3 separate regions of the Homo sapiens genome follow, and regions 1 and 2 are each linked to region 3. A link is a contact called in ENCODE Hi-C data. All regions are on one chromosome and are shown on one strand. Each heading gives the region's core, a stretch centred on a gene start or an enhancer-like site at or near the end of the contact. The rest is flanking DNA. Distances are from core to core; before and after follow the strand shown.

The links. A loop is a pair of places that touch in the nucleus more often than their neighbours do. Pooled maps may share reads with other maps.
Region 1: a map of naive thymus-derived CD4-positive, alpha-beta T cell shows a loop between it and region 3 (10-fold over the local background). The contact joins the promoter of DICER1 here to the promoter of CALM1 in region 3. A Hi-C loop is called at or near these places in 1 of 168 maps with a recorded cell type or tissue (naive thymus-derived CD4-positive, alpha-beta T cell), 2 of 37 single-sample maps with no recorded cell type and 6 of 50 pooled maps.
Region 2: a loop to region 3 is called in a pooled map, with 7 times the contacts of the local background. The contact joins the enhancer-like site here to the promoter of CALM1 in region 3. A Hi-C loop is called at or near these places in 2 of 37 single-sample maps with no recorded cell type and 9 of 50 pooled maps.

What each region holds. Positions count from the first base shown.
Region 1 is chr14:95,154,441-95,159,389 of GRCh38, forward strand. DICER1 (dicer 1, ribonuclease III) reads right to left here and starts at 3,089. Exons shown (of 27, transcript NM_177438.3): 1 at 2,790-3,089. DICER1-AS1 (DICER1 antisense RNA 1) reads left to right here and starts at 3,248. Exons shown (of 4, transcript NR_015415.1): 1 at 3,248-3,418; 2 at 3,753-3,794; 3 at 4,436-4,595. RefSeq lists silencers at 2,380-2,739, 2,800-3,259 and enhancers at 3,350-3,449, 3,490-3,559.
Region 2 is chr14:93,957,045-93,961,473 of GRCh38, forward strand. All of the region lies in intron 2 of ASB2 (ankyrin repeat and SOCS box containing 2), which reads right to left. Among named protein-coding and RNA genes, the nearest start is that of MIR4506, 11 kb to the left of the region's middle. RefSeq lists an enhancer at 2,021-3,220. Within about 2 kb of position 2,972, at least 8 of the 41 ENCODE cell types and tissues checked have a DNase peak (open chromatin) inside an H3K27ac peak, as active enhancers do.
Region 3 is chr14:90,394,724-90,399,795 of GRCh38, forward strand. CALM1 (calmodulin 1) reads left to right here and starts at 2,306. Exons shown (of 6, transcript NM_006888.6): 1 at 2,306-2,510. The coding sequence starts at 2,508. RefSeq lists silencers at 1,998-2,417, 2,698-2,857, 2,868-3,417, 3,498-3,567, 3,608-3,677 and enhancers at 2,102-2,396, 2,518-2,567, 3,738-4,037.

The DNA.
Region 1 (4,949 bases), core at 1,839-4,338, 4.8 Mb after region 3:
GATAGAAGCTACCCAAGTGGCCATGGACAGATGAATGGATAAACAAAATGCAGTATATTCATACAATGAAATACCATTCAGCTTTTCCAAGGAAGGGAATTCTGACATCTAAATCATCACAGATGAGCCGTGGAGACACTATGCTGGGTAAAATAAGCCAGACACAAAAGAACAAATACTGTATGACTCTACTTATTTTGAGGTTTCTCCAGTAGTCAGTGACAGGAAGTAGAATGGTGGTTCTCTGGCATTGAAGGTAGGATGGAATCAGGAGTTAGTGTTAATGAGGACAGTTTGAGTTGGGAAAGATGAAAAAGTATGGAGATGGATGCTGGTAATGACTAAAAACAATGTAAATGTACTGTATGCCAGCTAGTTGTACACTTAAAATGGTTCAACGTTGTGTTATGTATATTTTACCATGCCAAAAAAAAAAAAAAACAACTATCTGAAATATTCAAATAACCATTCATTCACCTGAACATTTAAGGTTAGACACAGCTTCATTCATTCCACAAGTCTTAACTGAGGAGTCACTACACGTGATGCAGCCCTGAAATCCATTTGGAACAGTAATGCAATACAAAAAGCATGCCTCCAAAGATTCTGAAACCAAACCACAATTCGATCTCGGCTCTGCCACTTCGAGATTCCTAACTTGGGGTAATAATCACTGACTCTTAGTTTCCTTGCCTATAAAACAAGGACAATATCGAGTTGATCGCAGGGTCACAGTGAGGATTAGAAGAGAATGTACGTAGAACCTGAAACATCTTGGCGCATAACAAGGAGGCACTCAATAACACGTTTCCCTTATCTCCTTTGCCATGAGCAAGTGGAAACGTGACCATGACATGGTAGGGTCGCAAGTGAGAGACTGTCTACGAAATATCTACTTTCTCAAATGAAACAAGCACCTCACATGTCAGATAGTGGTAGAGAATAAAACATCCCAACGCCATAAAAGTCACCCTCTCTAGAAGATAGCACTACAAGTACTGTACAACCCACTATATGACAAAATCACTGTCAAATAAGAATCATGAGCCACATCAAAAGACAATGTCTTCTAAAACCAAGACAATAAAGCTCAATAATAGCAAAACAACCTAGCTACCCAACTCACACATTGAGCCACGGGCAAAATACAGCAGAGCAGTCAGGGCTTACCCTTCAAACATGAGATGGAAGCATAAAAAGTAAAGCAGGCCCTTACTAAAAAGGATTGTAGGAAAATGTCTTTTCTCCCCAAATTAAAATGGACTAACTGTTCTCTTCTTAAAACAGCATTTTGGTGCCGTGAGTAAATCTATAAACCTATGTTACCATGATCAATGTTTATAGTGACCATGTTAAAAGCAATCTTTAGTTTTTTGTTTTTTTATCTATTGAGTTTTATGGAATATGCCCTAAAATGAAGTTTTGAAATAATTGTGTATGTATGTGCATGTACACAGCACATATTACATATAATACACACGTGCCACAGGTAGCTTTAAAGTAGACTTTGCAAAATAAACTGGCTATTCCAGAACCTAATTTCCAAAGATATCAATAATATTGAAAATTACTATTCTCTAGGACCTGGCTTATCCCGAACCCATCTTTTAATAAACTGAGTTTTTTGGTGAGGATGTATATTTTTATTTAGAAAACTTAACGTTTACACCAATACATATTCAATATAGCTAACCTGTTTTAACAGCACATTTTTAACAATATTTTCCGAGTTGCTTAAATCCTAACCTGAGTCCTTTTCCACTGTTTGAAAACAAGCACCACGAAGACACCTGACAATCAGGATTGTAAAGATTCAGAATATTCGAAGACAGAAGCATAGGCGTCCAAGTGATCCTCTTTCATCAGATGAATGTTTTTAAAACCTGAAAGTCCTAAGAACACTTACTTATCGTGTAGACCAGTAACGTGTCCCTTTAACCACAACTCTCTCCACAAAAGCACGGAGTTAACACTACACAAATAGGACCCTCCAACTCATCTCCACGTTTCCGCGGATCTTCAGGTTCCTAAGGACACACTCAGTGGTTTGCTGGCTCTGACCTCCAGGCAGAGCCATCAGGGCAACTCAGCTTTTCTGGACAATCTACAGAAATCTGATGTGCTAACTTAAAACATACACTGATTTCCCCAAAATCAAAAACCCTGAAGAAAGGGTCCTCCGCAGGGTCTAGGCATTTTGGCACAAAAACATCTGAGGGGAGAGGCAAAAGAATGGCCTCGGCCCCTGCCCGCCCCCCAGGGCCCCAATCTGGTCCCCTGACAGTAATCACACAGGACCCTCCCGGGAGGGACCGAGAGCCCAGCTTCGTCCCCTCCGGGCGCGGCACAGCGGCCCCATCAGAGGAGGGCCCCAGGGTGCTCCGGCAGGTCAGGCGCGCGTCTCCACCTCCGCTGCTCCCGCGCCACCTTAGCGCGCGTGACGGGACCTGTCAAGAGCCCCAGGCCTCGCCAGGCCGGGGAGTGGACAGGCGCCGGCATCCCCCACCACGCCACGGCGGCCCGGAAAGTCTCCCAGGGCTGCCTCGCGGGGAGGCGCCGGGGTCCGGGCCCAGGAGCAGAGCCGAGGCGGGCAGACGCCGGGTCCACAGGCCGCGCTGTGCGGGACGACGAGGCAGGCGAGGCCGCGCCCTTCGTCAGCGCCCGCCAGGCCCGGACGCGCGGCTCGGGGCCATGGCCGGCACGCGGGCCTCCGCGCGGAGGCGGGAGCGCGGCCAGGCGACCCGCTCCCCGCCCCGGACACAAAGCTGCTCCGCGGGAGCCCGCCTCACCTGCAGCACGGGGCGCCGCGGGCCTTCGAGAACCATCGGACCCCGCTCCGGCGCGCGCGTCACAGCCCAGGCCTCCCGGAGCCGCCCGGCGCCGCCGCCCCCGCCGCCATTTCCTCGCGCTCGCCGTCGCCTCGTCCCCGCTGTCAGGTTACTCCATTCACCTGGGCCTGCAGCAGCCTGCGCCGCGCCTCCGCCTCGACCCCTCCCGCCGGCGCCTGCGGAGACTGCGCAGCGCCCGGCTGGCCGGCAGCCAGCGCACGGCCCGCGGCAACGGCGCACAGCCGCTTGGAGAATCCCACTGGCTCCCGCACCGCCCCTCCGCGCCCCCACGCTCCGCTCGCCCCGTGGCGGCATGAGAGCGAGCCTGTGATTGGACAGGGCCTGGCGGTGAAAGGTTAATCCCGGCCCCCCAGCCACTCAGGAGCAGGGAGACAGCGGGCGCGCGCGCGGAGGCCGGAGAGGCGTTTGCGGCCCAGCGCCTGGACTGGACCTTGGCGTTGGGCCGCAGTTGCCCGGAGTTTTTGGGGCCCCCGGGAACCCGCGCGCCGAGGCCGGCTAAGTTTGGCAGACTCTCTGAGCTCTCGGAATTCGACTGCCTCCATTGTTGCTCCTTCTGGCACCCACAGACCGTAACGTGGCCGTAATTGTTTCCCGGAGAGCTTAGCTTCCCTCTGAGCACCTCCCTCCCCTTTTTAAAGTACCTTCCCACTCGCCTGCGTTTCCTCGCGTTAGTGGTGCAGGGGCCTCCGCATTTGGGGAAATAACAAACACCCACTTCCGCCCCCCACCCCAACCGGGATCCCCAGATAATGAGAAATAGATGGTGGCCCTCTGTTTGTAAGCTGTTCATTTGCATAGGTCGGAACCGCGCACCACAGCTTGAAGCTAGGAATTAAAATATCGGTGGGAATTAAATAAGTGGCTGGCTTAAAGAACATCTTCTTAATTTATCCCCAAATGTAGACATCTCTTCAGTGGACCCCCTGATAGGCCGGTTTGCTCCAGGTGAGGTGTGCTCACAGCAACTGCAACCGTGTTTCTTTCAGACCATGGGCGTGAGCAGAACCTACTATGCGCCCCTGCTGCCTGGGCTGTGCTGTTCAGTTTGGGGCCACCAGCCCCACATGGCTCCTGAGCACTTAAAGTATGGCTAGTCGGAATCGAGATATATGCATTCTTTACCAAATAATGTTCAAAAAATTGTTACATGTTGAAGTGATAAACTTTTTCCATATATTGGGATAAAAGTTTTATTTGTTTATTTTTTAGTGTGGGTTCTACAGAATTTTAAATGTCACCTGTGGCCTGCATTATATTGCCATTGGGCAGGCTGATCTAGGGCTTGCATGCCTGTGATCCTTAGGTGCACCCTGTGAGGTAGGTGCTTTAACTGTGTGCACCCTGTGAGGTAGGTGCTTTAACTGTGTGCACATTGTGAGGTAGGTGCTGAAACTGCTTCCTGTTTTTTTTTTTTTTTTCTTTTGAGACGGAGTCTCACTCTGTCTCCAGGCTGGAGTGCAGTGGTGCGACCTGGGCTTACTGCAATCTCCGCCTCCCAGGTTCAAGTGATTCTCCTGCCTCAGCCTCCCGAGTAGCTGGGATTACAGGGGCACGCCACCACACCCAGCTAATTTTTGTATTTTTAGAAGAGACGGGGTTTCACCATGTTGGCCATGATGGTCTCGATTTCTGACCTTGTCATCCGTCCGCCTTGGCCTCCCAAAGTGCTGGGATTACGGGCGTGAGCCACCGTACCCAGCCTGCTTCCTGTTTTAACAGACGAAGAAATGGAATAACTTCCAACAAGTAAGTAGCCAGTAAGTGAACAACTGAGATTTGAACCCACGTAGTCTGGCTTTGAGGCTGGTGTGCTCAGTCATTACTGTGCTAAAATTTTGATAATATATTTACTATGAATTGGCTTAAGGTTTCACTTGAAAGTAGCATATTTATGGGCAAAATTAGGAAGTAGGATGCTCCTGGCAGACCCATGTATTTAAAAAAGTAGTTTCTTATATGTCAAGCACGGTGAGCATGTCATACCTTTAAGACCCCAGTCATACATATAAGGTTTTCTTTGTAGCTAGGAATTAAAATATCGGTGGGCGTTAAATAAGTGTCTGGCTTAAAGAACATCGTCTTAACTTATCCCCAAATGTA
Region 2 (4,429 bases), core at 1,722-4,221, 3.6 Mb after region 3:
TGTGTCTCCGGATTATTTTTGGCCCTTGGAGGAAGCCCTGGGAGATTTAAATGACCATATAAGACAACAATGAGGTTAACCTCACCCCACCCCCCGGTCCCCCTCCCCAGCCAACCACGAAAGAGGCAGATAGGAAGCAAGGTGACATTCTTCACCCAGGAGGATGTGAGCCGTGGTCGGCAGGTCCCAGGATGAAAGGGGCTCAGGCTCACTGCTGGCCAGGCAGATCCCTGCGGGGCTGGATGAGAGATTCATGGCAAAGCAGAGGATAGGGGAGCAAAGCTGAGAAGCCAAGCTGTACCTGTGCCCCCCACGCCCACCTGCCAGCTCATTAGGGGATCTTGTCCCAGGGGTAGGAGCAGACACTATAGTAACCTCTATAGTGTTATTATAGGATGCATGAGGAAGGGCGTCGGAACCAGGGCTGCAGTCAGACAGACACAGGTTCACATCTGGGCTCTGGCACTCCTTGGCTGTGTGACGTGAGACAGGTTGACCTTTTCTGTGCCTTAGTCCCCGCTCCTGCAAGGTGGCATGAAAACAGCCTGTGCTCGAGGGCCGGTGAGGCCTGAGTAAGTGAATGGTGTGAGGAGCTTAGTGGAGTGTGAGGCACAGAGGGTGTTCCACATGTACTCACTCTTCATTTTATCATCATTTTGCCTCTCTAGGCCTCAGTTTTCCCGACCCACCAGGCTCCTGTGAGGGTGGAAGAGCCGGAAGGAGGTGGGATGGCCGCTCCACAAATCTGAGTTGGCCTGGGGTTGTCGTGAGAACAGGGTATATGGCCCCTACTGACACCACCCCCAGTAGGTCAGGCCTGGCACTCTCGACACCCCAGTGGCCCGGGCCTTTCACCACACTCTTCTGGGGGGGATTGGGGAGGACTCTGCTACCAGTGACTCACACCCTGTGGGGCATGGGGTAATTATGACCCTGAGAAGCACCCACACTCTTTCTGGCTAGGCCAGAGCCTACAGATTCTGTGGGTACACCCCAGCAAGGCCAGAGCCTGGTAGAGAGGAGCAAGGGTGGCAGGAGGAGGGGAACCTGCTCACCCCTCTGCTTCATGCTCTCAGGGCTGCCTGCAGGCCTGGCTGCCTTCCTCATCCTCGCCGCTGTCACGCCCTCCCACCTGCCTTCTCCCATCCCCTGCTTCTGGCCTTCTACTGACCCGCACTGGGGTGGGCAGGACACCGCCTGCATGTGTCCTCATTTATCCACATCCATCAACCGTAGATGGGGGTGCCTTTTACAGATGAGGACAGGGAGGCTGTGAGAGGGGACTTAACTGTGCAGGGTCACCTTCAGCATGACAGCGAGTGGAGCAGAGGTTCAGACTACCACTGTCCGCCCAGCTCCTGATGCCACCCTGTCCTCTGAAGGCCTGGCCTCTTCCTGCCTTTTCGTCCTCTCTCCAGCTCTCCGACCTCCACACTGACTGTCCCTGTGACTTTGGACAAGCCCCATCCCCGCTCTGTGCCTCAGTTTCCTTATTTGCAAAATGGAGAAGTGGGACCAGGACCAGACTGGGGATGTCCACACTGTTTCTGTAGCTGTGGAGAGATTCAGTGTCCAACAGATCCCAGAGCCAAGGCCCCTCCTCAGCCCTGACAGCTGCTGGGTTCAGTGTCCTTTGCATTAGTGCCTGGTCCTGAGAAGGAGAGACAGCCGGCAGGTGGAGGCAGCCTGGGGCCAGGCTCACCTCAGCTGTCTCCAGCCCTGTCGTCTTGATGAGGCCCTGGGCTTCCACCTCCCAGGATCCTTGGGTCACGGCCACCCTCATACTTAGTGCATGTGTGGCCTCCAGTTACCTGCCATTGTTAGAATGTTTTTAGCAGGATAATAAAGCACTGGGAAAAAGCCCACTGCACCATCTAAACGAGGACCTGTCTCTGCATAGTAATGGCAGCAGCAATGGTGGCCGGGATGTTGAGGTTGATGGAGGTGGAGGGAGCTGGTGATGATGACAGTTTCTAACAACTGTGCAGGGCAAATGTTCACAAAGTCATGCCGAGCCTCTCCTCATTTCCATTCTCCTGCCACCATTGATGGAAGCAGCGGGTGTGCTGTTCCCATTTTGCAGATGAGGAAACAGACAGACTGAGTTCCATTCAACAAAGAGTTCCCAGCTCTGGCTCAGTCCCAGGCCCACTCTGGGTGGTGATGCAGCTCATTAAAATTTATCTTTTTGTGGATCCTGAGGATATTTGGAAGTCAGCAGAGAGGGAGACAAGGCCACACACAGCCACAGAGTCACAGAGGACGGGCTGAGATCGGGGCAGAAGGGCTCATTCTGGGAGCACTGAGATCCGAGTGCATCCACTGGCTTTGGGGCTGGCAACTGGGCAAGGCGACCGCTCAGAGTTACTGAGTCGTGAGTCTCAGGGCTGGCTGGGGAGCCAGGGCCCCTGGCTGGGTTTCGTGCTCTCGCCAATCAAGGCTGGAGGCCCCATTTCCCCTCGGGCCCCAAGCAGGGGAATTCCCAACAGAGCAAACCTCCTGGGCTGAGTCATCACAGGCGAGAGGAGCCTGGCCTCGGCAGGATGTGGGTGTAGGTCATGCCCTGGAAGAGCCCCAGGTAGGGCCTCTGTCCTTTGTGTGTCACTGGGCAGGTTCTGGGGTGGAGAATGTGTCACCGTCACCTGACCCTGGAGTCCAGCTTGTCATGAATTCAGGCACGGTCAGCCTCAGTGAGAGCAGAGAATGGGCTGGCAGGACAGTGCTCCTAGCCTCTCGGTGAGTCAATGGATGGCTGCTCTGTCTGAGTTAGTAAGAAGCCCAGGTCAGCCCCAGGGAGGCAGTGATTGGGCTGGGCCTGGCTGAATGCAGGGGGCAGGTAGGCACCTTAATAGAGGAGGGAGCTAACAAAATCGATTCCGCCCCACGCCCGCCAACATGTCACCAGTCCACCCCACACCCGCCACTGTGCCATGAGTCTACCCCACGCCCACCCCATGCCACGAGTCCACCCCACGCCCACCACTGTGCCGTGAGACACATGTGACTCATTGAGCACTTGTTATAACAGGCACATTGCACCAAGCATCTCATTTAATTCCCCAGTCCACTTGGTGAAGGAGATGTAATTGGCTTCCTTTGCAAATGAGAGAACTGAGGCTCAAAGAGGCTTGCTTCCTCTAGTCTGCTTGATGAACTCCTATTCATCCTGCAAAGCCTACTTCCTTGACTAAGTGAATTGACCTTTTCCAGGGTCCCTCTGTAACTGAGGAAGCTGTGCTCTCCCTGCTGTGTCATCAGGTAGTTCTGGGCCTTCACCCTCATTAGACTGTGATCTTAGGGAGAGCAGGACCCAGCCCTGATTCACAACCTGGCATATCATAAGTGCAGAGTAAGTGTGGGTGGCTTGATTTGAATTGTTTGAAGCTGTGCACACAACAGCCTCAGCCAGTTCCTGCTTCATGTTTTCCTCCTTTGTCTTCTCAGAAATGTATCTTAAATGAAATGCAGAGGTTTAAAGATTAGGAAGACCCAGCCTCCTGGACTCACTCTGGCTGGTCCATTCATGGAAACCTTGGGCTCTGCACTTCATGGGTTCATGGACCCCACTTCTCCATGGAACAGGAAGCTAGGTCTGTCCCTTTGGGGTCCCTTAGGGGACCAAAGCTTGGCAAATGATCCTCATTTGATCCTCATCAAATTCTGTGCCTTACGTTGAGGTGAGACAGAAGCAAATTGGGAAATGGTTTTTAACAGAATTCTGTTTTCTTTGGGATACTGATCTTTCATTTCTAAGATCCAGAAGACTCAGTGGACTCCATTTTGGTCACAATATAATAATGATCAATTGCATTGCTAGAGCTTTTTATTGGTTTCAAAGGTATTTATTTGTTTAAAAACATTTATTAGGTAGCTACAATGATCCAGGCTCTAAGCTGGGCACTGGAGATAAATAAATAAATAAATAAATAAATAAATAAATAAACAGTATCAGCTCAGCTCTCTGTCCCCTAGGAGGTCACAGTCTAGTTGGGAACACTCTCAGGAGGGTGTCCCAGGAAGACCCAAGAAGCTTGTCTGTGAAGCAGAGGCCATCATGAGATTGGTGCTGGAGCACTCAGACAGGGCCGGGGAGGTCAATACGAGCTGCAAGATGTGGGAAGGCTCCAACGCCCACCTCATCTTATTTGCTTTTCACAGGAATACTGCAAGGGGAGCACAGCATGTTTTTGTTGTTGCTGTTATAAAGATGAGGCCACTGGGGCTCAGATAGGGTTAGCCACCCACCTAAGGTTGCACAGCCAGTAAGTGTAGAGGAAGAATTTGAATCTCTAGACCTACTTCTCTTTCCACTCTGCTGCCTTTCCATCTATTCCTTTATTCACCCATTCACTCATTCACAGATAGCCATGTGGTGCCTGCCACAGGTCAGACACAGCGCTTCACTGGAGGCGTAGGTTAATGGCAGAAG
Region 3 (5,072 bases), core at 1,056-3,555:
TCCCAGCTACTCAGGGGGCTGAGGCAGGAGAATCGCTTGAACCCACAAGGCGAAGGTTGCAGTGAGCTGAGATTGCACCACTGCACTCCAGCCTGGGCAACAGAGTGAGGCTCTGTCTCAAAAAAAAAAGAAAAAATGTATTTCACTAACTACTATATGAAAAGCCCCAGAGAAAGAATACCAATACCCTTAGGAAAGAAGCAGTTTTAGTATTATTATTATTATTGGATGGAGTCTCGCTCTGTCACCAGGCTGGAATGCGATGGCGCTATCTTGGCTCACTGCAACCTCCGATGCCCTGGTTCAAGGGATTCTCCTGCCTCAGCCTACTGAAAGTAGCTGAGATTACAGGCACGCGCCACCACACCCAGCTAATTTTTGTATTTTTAGTAGAGACAAGGTTTCACTATGTTGGCCAGGATGGTCTCGATCTCCTGACCTTGTGATCCGCCTGCTTCGGCCTCCCCAAGTGCTGGGATTACAGGTGTGAGCCACCGCGCCCGGCCAAGATGCAGTTTTAATAAGGAGTTTGGCCATTTAGGCTTGTAACTGACTGGATTATTGCATATTCTTTAAAATTAATTTGTATTAGTCCCTTTTCTTCTATTTCCTTATCTCCAACTCTCGCATTAGTATGCACGCTTTATTCCTACTCAGGTTTTCCCCTATGAGCCCAGGAGTATTATTATTATTTTTTTGCAGGGATTAGGATCAGGTTTGTGAAGTGAATAGTGTCTTTCTAATCTGCAGAGGGAAGGCAGCATCCCCTGGCTTGCTGCTGCAGCCTCTCTTTAAATTAAACAGCAGGTTCACTCTTTCTGCGGCATTCCAGAAGGAACATCAGTAGGAACAGCTCCACAGATGCTGACGTCTTGTCTAAGGTTATCCCAAGAAGTCCTGTGGCATTTGCAATGTGCCTGTACATTTTTCCTTTTTTAAAAAACATATTCCTGCAGACTTTGTTGAAAGCAGAAACAAACACAAGCAAGCAAAGCCCTTTCTAGCACAGCATGTTAATCACACACTTTGCCATATTCTGTGAAACAGTAAGCAAATGATAACCTCCAACTGTTGCCCGGGCCCTGTAAAACAGAAGATCAAATTCTGTGTTCTGCCTTGGCAAGAAAAGAAACTGCAGCATTTTGTCTAGATTTTTACAAGTCCTGGGGTTCACATTACTGGCTGAAATTGTTCTTTCTCTACTTTACAGAAAAATGGAAAACACTAGTAAACTTAAAGATTTAAATATTATTTTAAAAGGAATATAATAAAAAATGGAAAACACTAGTATATTTAAAGATTTAAATAGTCTTTTAAAAGGAATATAATCAAAACTGTAGTTTAAAATACAATCTAGCTCCATAAGAGAGGCAATTGGCTGTGTGTTCCACTTGTAATGCAGAGGATTTGAAGCATCTATTTTTTCCCTTGTTTCTATGGATTTATGAATAAAGACTCTGACCCTTCTCAGGATCAGGAAAATTACGAAAAATTTAAAGCCTGGGTTTAAGGTCTGTAGAAGCTGCACAGGTACACTAATTTTAGTAAGACGGGCGCCAGGAAAAAGAACAAAATAGTAGGGGAGAAATATTCAGGCATCCTAAAAAATATTCAGTGGAAACGTAAAAACATTAAAGACTGATTAAACATCGCAGCATGACACAGATTTAGCAACTGAGCATAAATAATTTGACTCGGATACTGCTCCAAAATCCGAAGAGGACCAATTTCTTCCAGGAGGACAACTACCTCGTCCTCTGCAGACCCCTCTCCTCGGCAGCTGAAGGAGTGTGGCCAATCTGCCTCCACCTCCCCGCGGACCCCCTACTCTCAGGACCTCCTGCAGCACCCCAAACTGGAAGTGGCCGCTGCAGACCCAAGGACGAGGGGCACGCGGGAGCCGGCAGCCCTAGTGGAGCGGTTGGAGATGTTGAGGTGGGAGGGTCACCCAGGTGGGGTGAGGCTGGGGTAGGTAGCGGAGTGAACGGCTTCCGAAGCTCTGGGCCGCCCCCAGGTTGGACTAAGCAGGCGCTCTGTCTTCGCCCCCGCCCAGGGTGGGCGTCTCCTGAGGACTCCCCGCCACACCTGACCCGAGACCGCGCGCCCAGCCTAGAACGCTTCCCCGACCCAGCGTAGGGCCGCCGCGACTGGCGCGCAGGGGGCGGCGGGAGGCCTGGCGAACCCGGGGGCGGGACCAGGCGGGCAAGGCCCGGCTGCCGCAGCGCCGCTCTGCGCGAGGCGGCTCCGCCGCGGCGGAGGGATACGGCGCACCATATATATATCGCGGGGCGCAGACTCGCGCTCCGGCAGTGGTGCTGGGAGTGTCGTGGACGCCGTGCCGTTACTCGTAGTCAGGCGGCGGCGCAGGCGGCGGCGGCGGCATAGCGCACAGCGCGCCTTAGCAGCAGCAGCAGCAGCAGCGGCATCGGAGGTACCCCCGCCGTCGCAGCCCCCGCGCTGGTGCAGCCACCCTCGCTCCCTCTGCTCTTCCTCCCTTCGCTCGCACCATGGTAGGTCGGGAGTGGCAAATGCCGGCGTAGCAGCTGCCCGAGATTTCTTCCCAGATTTCTAGTTGTTTTGTTTGTTTTTTGTTTGTTTTTGGTTCTTGGAGGTTTTTCTTTTCTGAGTGTTACGCAGCAGCTGCGCTTAAAGGAGGTTGCATTTTGGATTTGCATCTCGGCGACCTCTGCCAGGGAGCTTCATTTATTGGTTCCCCTTGGAGCTGGACTTGGTCGTAGGCCGTCCACGGGCAGGGGCTCCGGCCGCAACTGCAGCGGGGGTTTCTGCATCCAATCCCCCTGCCCCCCGCCCAGCCCCGCACCCACTGCATCCACTAGCGCCGCACCCGGGCTGCCTGCAGCGCAGCGTTTCGGCCTGGGAGCCGGGCGGGGCCGGGCACTAGACCCCCCCCCCCGGCCCGCCCCTCCCCACCCCGCTTCTCCGCCGGCGCGAAGGTGGCAGGTCGGGCGGGCAGTGGAGAATGAATGGGCTGGAGCTGGCCGGTGGCGCACATTGTTCCGGCCGGGTGTTGAGGGGCGCAGTCAGCGCCCGCCACCTCCCCACTTTGGCCGGCCCTGCTGGGCGCCCTCCCTCGGTCGCTCTCCCCTCCTTCTTCCCGGGGGGCGCGGCGCGGGCGTGGGCTGGGAAGGAAGGAGCCGGGGAAGGGTGGGGTTGGGGGCAGGAAGGCGAGGGGTTGGGGGCGGAGAGGGCGGAAGCGGCGGCCGGGCCGCCCTGCGCCCGGGCGGGGCCCTGCGGTGTGGCCGTGGCTTGTTCCTGCCGCTTTCGCACCCTGCGGCCCCCCACCCAGTGCAGCAGTGCGGGCGGGCGTGAGCCTCGGTGCACCAGGAGGCACTTCCCGCGGGAGGCGCTGGGCTCGCGCTAATTGGGGCGGGGGGGGGGGGCGGCGGGGGAGGAGGGAACTGGCGCGCGGCTTGGTTTCCATTAGAGACGCAAAGTTTCTGCTCCGGGAGGAGGCGGCGGCGCCGCGGGCTCGTCGCCTGGGGGAGCAGAAGCGGGTGGGAGGTGCGGGTGGCCTTGGCCTCAGCCCTGGTGCGCGGGGGCCGGGGGTGGTGACCCTCCTGGCCGAGGAGGGGCGGCGTCCAGACGCCCGCTCGGGGGCCGCCTTCCCCCCCACGCCTGCCCCCGGGCACGCGCCCTGCCCGGTCCCTCGCCCCGCGCCACTTCCAGTCCGCAGAGAGATGCCCTCCACGTTTCTGCTTTCTCTGCAGCCTCTAGATTGCCAGATGCGACTGTGCGCCTCGCTGGGTGTGTTTTCCACAGCCCCTTCCTCCTCGGCGTGCAGGGCTGACATCACCGACTGCGTTTCTGGTTTGGCGGGTGGGGAGATGGTTCCCCGCAGGGTTCTGGTACACCTTTGCCCCCAGGGCTAGCGCCATTTGGGGGAGGAGGTTTTCGTTGTCGAGAAAGTTGGATGCTCCTGGTAACCCCTCTAACAAGAGAGTTCTGTAGCGAGGTGGGACTGTTCTCCCCATAAGGTGACAGTTTCTCTTGCGAGGTGTGGCAGCGCTTCCTGTTGTACAAGACAGATGTTGCCTTGGCGTTACGTAAATCATCGTGTCTCCGTCATTTAAAGAAAGCCAATTTTTAGTGATTGAGGTAGAAAGAAAGATCCGTTTATAATTTGTAAAAACAAATTTTCACCCAGAATCAATATATTGGAACACCATTCCTACTGTTAAAGTTTTCACTTAAGAGTATAAACTTCATCAGCTTTCTATTAGGACTTATTTTGTAATTGGCTTCTTAGGCATCCTTCTTTAAAAGAGAAATCCACGTTAGCTCTCCTTGAGGTCTCGAGTTCCCTCGGCTGGAGGCACAGGTTCAGTGGAGACCAAATAATGCAGGTGAATTACCTTCGTGGCCATTACTGCCTCCAACGAAGTGTGTTTATTAAGAACAGTTCTTATGTCATTCTTAAGGTAGGTAGGGTTAATACTCTCCAGCAAATTTAGTAGATACTCTTTGCCAGAAAAGAGAGGAGTATATATAGTTTGATAATTATTGTGTAGTTTTCTGTGTACTTAATTTTTGCAGTTTTGTAACACTTCATTTGTAAGATGGTACCATTTTTTCCTGGCTTCTGAATCATAGGATAGTTTGACCCAGGGCATTAGCCATTGTAATGGTAGGCTTTTAACAAATAACTGCCTAATTTAAAGGATTGGAAAGCATTTGTTACATGGAAATGAAGTTGGTGGCGTACCCAGTTGCTGTATCTTTATTTTTTCTACTTAATTATTTCTCATAAAATGGATATAAAAGCCTGTTAATCCAACCCAATGCCATTATGTAACGCCAGTTTGGAGATTTCGAGGGCCTGGAGCAGTGCGCAAGGTGCGCTGAAAGCCTGCCCCTGGATGAGATCCTTATCCTGGCTGTGATGGCAGTGGCAGTGGGCTGGGTCCCTTGTTGAGTGGAAAGGGGGACTGCGGTGTCCATGGTGCAGTAGGTGGCGCTCTTCTGTCTTAGAGCCTGCCGCCACTGCAGCTGGTGCCAAGGGGCCTTCTGCCACTAGAGGTGCCATTTTTCACATGATGAACTTAGCCTAGTTA